Regions from separate parts of the Homo sapiens genome. Here region 2 is linked to region 1. Evidence: chromatin loops called from intact Hi-C (ENCODE). Cell type or tissue: endothelial cell of umbilical vein. All regions are shown on one strand. Each heading gives the region's core, and the rest is flanking DNA. Links, peaks and the distances in the headings are about the cores only.

What was found. Hi-C counts contacts between places; a loop is a spot of excess contacts. Peaks named below come from ENCODE experiments on the same cell type or tissue, not always from the same donor. Only the 100,000 strongest peaks of a DNase experiment are listed, where the experiment ranks them.
Region 2: a loop joins it to region 1, with 3 times the contacts of the local background. A loop is called at or near these places in 2 of 110 quality-filtered maps.

What each region holds. Positions count from the first base shown.
Region 1 is chr12:28,129,651-28,132,472 of GRCh38, forward strand. All of the region lies in intron 1 of LOC107984462 (a long non-coding RNA gene), which reads left to right. Among named protein-coding and RNA genes, the nearest start is that of CCDC91, 59 kb to the right of the region's middle. RefSeq lists an enhancer at 643-1,842. In endothelial cell of umbilical vein, for the core only: no CTCF peak of the experiment used is centred there; a DNase peak (open chromatin) is centred at 1,221; H3K27ac peaks cover 1,425 bases.
Region 2 is chr12:28,064,384-28,067,205 of GRCh38, forward strand. All of the region lies in intron 2 of LOC105369710 (a long non-coding RNA gene), which reads right to left. Among named protein-coding and RNA genes, the nearest start is that of PTHLH, 93 kb to the left of the region's middle. In endothelial cell of umbilical vein, for the core only: no CTCF peak of the experiment used is centred there; a DNase peak (open chromatin) is centred at 1,278.

The DNA of each region.
Region 1 (2,822 bases), core at 204-2,703:
AAGAAAGAAGAAGAAGAAGTCATCGACTATAAAAAGCTTGCTATCTTATTTATCACTAAAGAGAAAAGTTTTCCAGTTAAAATTTTAAAGAGTATCTTAATTTAGAAAAATTTAAAATATGAAAAAATGTGCTTAGAACTGATGAAATACAGTTTATGGTATAATCTGGAGGAAGAAATACTTGATTCTTTCAGACTTCATTTAGAAATGTACTAAATTGCAGGTGACCTGTTAAATCTTACAATATATAATATTTTCACATATAATCTCCATTAGAGAGGCTTTATTTCTTGCTATTATGTTTTGTTCCAAAAGATAGAAGTTATTTATCAAAAAAATCACCAAGTTGTCTCAATTTTAACCATCTAATTTTGAGATGCTCTTCTTATCAAAAAATTTTTGTATTTTGAATCAGTGTCAGATTGACTTGATTTTTAAGAAGTTACTTGAACTCACTAAGCCTCAATTTCCTGAACTGTAAAAAGTGTATTATAATAGTAATATAATTTTAAGGGATTGTTATGAGAGACAAAAGAGTCATAAGCATTGAATAAATATCAGCTGTCAGTTATCATTTGGCATACAAGAATCAGACTAATTTGAATTATATTTTGAGTCTACCATTTTCTAGTCATAATAATTTGGGCAAATCAAATATCCTCTCTGCCTCATAAATGGTCATAGTGACACTTGTCTTTCAGGTTCTCAGGAGGGTTCAATGAGCTGATAAAATATATCAACTTCCCTATATTATGCCAGCCATATTACGCTGATTAACAAAAAATTTCACAGTAGAAGATGACATTCATTGAGCATTTATTTGCTCAAACTCTTTGACTCCTGTGCTCTTTGACTCATTTAACCTATACGATAATCCTAGGAGGTAGCTACAATTATTATTTCTATTTTACAGATGAGGAAACTGAGGCACAGAGTAGCTAAGTAGTGGTCACAAAGCTTTGGCAGAACTGCTCATTGAGCCCAGGCAGCATGGCCCCAGAATGGCACACAGCTCAAGCCACTTCTTTATTTGCCTTAACTTCACCACTAGGAAGAACACAAGGCAGCCTTATAAAATGAACAAGGCCTTCTGCTAGGCCAAAACATTGGGGGAATAATAATCAAGATATGACTGGTCACCGCAGATATGCTTTCCAGTGGGAGGCAAAGGCAGGACGTAGGACGCGCCGTTAGAGATGGGGGTTGCTCACAGCTCTAGTACTTGGCACGCAGCTAAGGTTGAGTCATTGACAACTTCCTGCACAGCCACATAAGCTGAGGAATAACATGGAAGGTATTTAACAATCTGTATGAACACGTAAACCCTGTGAAATAATGAGCAATCCGTCACTATGTTAACAAAAAGAGAAATAGTTCTAAGCACATTTGAACATTTGTGAAGACAACCATGTTCCAGGATGAAAGGAATGTAATACTTACACTTGGAAATATGTAATAGACAAGTCAAATGAAGTTCAAGGGCAAAACAGATTGACTGAAATGATGTAGGGAAAGGAGAAAATTGAACTGTACGGGCCTCAGAAAATGAGAAGAGAGCTGGTAAGAATGGAGAAAGTATGAAAACTGAAAAACCACTTCAGCTCATGAACTCATCTCCCCCAGTACTTGTAGTGTAGAGTTTTAAGACTTAATTTTTCTTTGTTTCAAGTGTGTTTATGTGGATTCCTAAGTAAGATTGTAAACTCTGCTGACTGATGTGGTGCAGTGGAAAATTCTCTAATTCAGGCCCAGAAGAGAGGAGTCTAAAACCTGGTCGGCCTCCCCAGCCAAATGACCACAGACAAACCATTTACTCAATGTTTCAGTTTCTTCATTAGTGAAATAAAAATATCTACTCAAAATAAGAATGTGTGTGGAAGAAACTTATAAAATATGTCCTGCTATGTAAATATAAGGTATTCAGAGGTGGGTGGAGAAACAGAACAAGAGACTGGAAGAAAAAAAACCTGTAGATCAAAAGATCGAGATGAAGACTTTGCCACTTACTTGCTTCATGACATTGGGCAGAATACAGTGATGCACTTAACCTCTGTGAACTTTAAGATTCCTTATCTACAAAATAGGTTAATAGTACTAACGACTCCAGTGGATTTATGTGCAAGTCACCTCAATTCTGTAAGGTAAGGAGTATCACTCCCTATTTTATAGATAAGGAAACTATGGTATAAGATTTTTTTTCTGTTTGTTATAATGATTCCCATAAAACCTGTAACAGTTCTCTACATGCAACAAAAATAAGTACTTGTTGATTGGTCACTTTATGTACATAGGTATCTTAATGGAAGAGACTATTTATCAAATAGAGAATCTCTTATCCAGCCATGAAGTAGGTGCACACTGTAAGATGCCTTCCTGGGGTGGTTGGCACAGATGATCTCTCAATGTTCCTTTCAGTTATATAATTCTGGGATGTCAAATTGAAACTGAACAAAGAACATAACTGGCAAAAATGAAATTACTGCTTTTCTGGAGACAGTGCTATTTGTCTGAAAATGGTAAAATGTAGATGGGAAGGAGGAAATAACAGGTCTGTGATTCATGATACTAAAAGCTAAGAAAAGGTGGGTTTTCCTTGTGGCTATAAAACAAACAAAAAAGCATATAAACCCAGTGTTTAAATGTTAATTTGCTACAGTACATCAAATGTTTATAGCAAGAATTTGATGGAAGCATCCTATTGAAAAAAACAAATTCTTTCCTATGTCAATGTGCTTATAAAGAGGATACCCAACTGTCTCCAGCAATGCATATTTATGTCTCTGCAGAGAATAACCTGACCTTATTTGCTGCAGTGACCATGA
Region 2 (2,822 bases), core at 199-2,698, 65 kb before region 1:
AATCATCCTGCCGTTGTGTCTAGGCAGTTCGACTCACCTTCTACTTTGCCTTTTAGGGCCCCTCTTTTTTTCTTTGCTCTGGCACTGATGTGCTTCTAGAAATGCTCCATTGTCTCTTTGTTCCTACATGCTCCAACATTTCTGCTCAGCTAAATGACGGCTAATAGCAGTGGGATAGGCTGCCAGCTGTTATGGGTGCTTTGTGTGGAGCCTATCTGACCTTTTTATTATATAAAAGTGTTAAGCCAGTTATTAACAGAAGAGAAACTGAAAAGAAACCATATAAAGAAAAAAGTGGCATAGCAAACCCACTTATAAATCAGCCGTCCTTTAATTATCTTGGAAGCAAGAACTTCCTCATTATGAAAGATGGAAGAAAGTAAGGTGGAAGGCTTATCACCTGATGATAACCCTGTGTCGGCATCAATTATAGGTTTTCTGGATTAATGCATTGAGATGTTGATTTCAGGAGCTCAGACCAGACTTCAGTGTTCAAGAAAGCAGGCTACTCAAGAGAGTGATACAGAAAAGCTGATTCAAATGTGGACTTTGCTGAAAAGGGCATTACTATTTGGTAACCCAGGTCTTGATCTTAATTCAAACAGGTAATGTAAGCTCAGACAGCACAAGAGCTGACGTGTATTTGAAAATGTCTAGATTCCACTTCTTAAGTGCTTTCAAGTTTCCACCCCAAAAAGTTAAATTCTAAACTGCGTGTGCTTTTATCTCTTCTCATTTCCTTTACTTGTACAATATACAGTAAAATTTTTGTTTGAAAAATACCAGGCTTGTTTTGGCCCCCCGACCCTCTGAGCCTTCACCCAAAGCACTCGCTAAGCCGAGTAAGACCTTTTTTGAGGCCTGAAAGTGTCTGGTTCACTTTCTTTTATGTTATTTTTCCTTTGGGTGGACCTCTGCATTTCAAGATGTATTATTTAAATATTATCATTTCCAGGCCAAAAACAGGCAAAAAGTTCTAAAGGAACACAATTTTGCAGACTACAGATTTTTAGAAAAAATTGGATTAGCTGTGTATAAGCATCTAGCTTTTGGGGTGCTTAAAATAGAAAGTATCAAAATGTATCACTAGCCCAAATCCTCATCTGACTCAGATCCTTGAAGGTTGCCCTCCGTTAGTCTGCCAGAGAGCCCCATATTCTATTCAGTATTGGTTTCTTGGTTTTGTAAAATACAAGGGTCAATGTCTCTAAGGAAGCTGCTGTTTATTTGGTAAGCTTTACTAATCCTTTCCCATTATAACAAAAAGACAATACAGTTTATCACAGAAGTAAAAACACACTGTTGCCGGATATTTTCACATGCTAACTGGCACTACAGTCTTGTACATTTTGTTTTCATGAGATATCCAGGTTACATGAATAATACACTGGGAGGTTTGGGAGATTTCTCAAACATTATTTTTGGTAGTTACAGAAACCAAAACCGAGAGGAATGTATATGTTTGTGAACATTTAATTACATGTTTGTGTGCACAGGAATGAAAAAATCACTTAATCAATAACTAAAAGCACCTTGATAGGATGAAGCTAACTTGTGGTCTGTGCATTTTGAACCAGATTCTAATAAGCTTTTGAACCTTTTTGACACTGTCACTCAAAGATATTTTGTATTCTTTTCTTTTACTATTTATCTGATTTGACTCCAATCCACTTTGTGGTGTTGGCTGGGTTTTTGGGTTGAGTCAAATTTTCCATACAACACAAAACTCTTCTCTCACTCTGAGAATGTTCCTTAAATCAAGAATAGAACACTGAGGAAGGGCTTGTATTAACCTGTCTGGAAAGCAAGTTTGTGTCTTCTTTTTCTTCTTCTTTCTTCTCTTTTAATAAGACTAATAACTAGAGGTCTTAGTTAAAATAATGGAGATGTTGAAAGTGGATTTGAAAATGCACGGTAGCTGCCTAATCATGCTTGAACTTTCTAGTGGCTCACTTGCCTTGTGCTTTTTAATTGATGGGGCAGACATACCAAGTGTTTGGAGATGAACTGATACATGCCTGGATTTATGAGGCCCAGAGGCTAAGTTTGAACTTGCTAGCTAGTGGGAGAGCAGAGGGGTCACATTCAGCTGTGGTTGAGGCTGAATTGCCACTATTCAGTTCATATGGGGAGAAAAGTCACTTTCCAAAGGGCATTTGGTCTGCAGCAGAACCACAACTTTTAGTCCTCTGATATGTCAAATGCAGAACCAATGTAATTATCTGGATAAATCAAACCACAGATTGTTTCATACTCTAAGGTAACTATGAAAGACATTGACAATGAGCCCATGCATTTTCTTTTCTTTCCGTAAGCTTTCTTTCCCCCCAGACCTCATCTTTGTCAATTCCCTTCTCTTTCTTAAAAAGTATACAATCTGCCTGTGGTTCCTTTCTTGTAGCCTCTTGGGGTCATGTGAATTTGGTGGACTTATTGCCCTTCTCTCCAAATAACATGTAGTCCTCCTTAAAACAGTATTAAACTGACTGATCCCTGTATTTTAATTTATTAGTGTAGGGGAGGAGTAATGAGTAGAAGAGAATGAAAAAAAGAAAGCAAATTGATATTTATTGAGAAATAGCCATGAGTCATGAATTTTGCTTGGTATTTTGTGAACATCCTCTCACAAACTTCTGTAATATAATTAAGATATTGTAAGTTAAAATCATTAGGAATAACAGGGAGTTATGTCAGCAACATGGAGTTCTCTGGCTTCATTCCTTGCCCGCAAAAGAAATCCAATTAGCAATTATGCACAGGCAAGAATTCCATCTTGAATATCCCAGAATTCAGGAGTGAGGCTGATACACTTCTTTGGACCA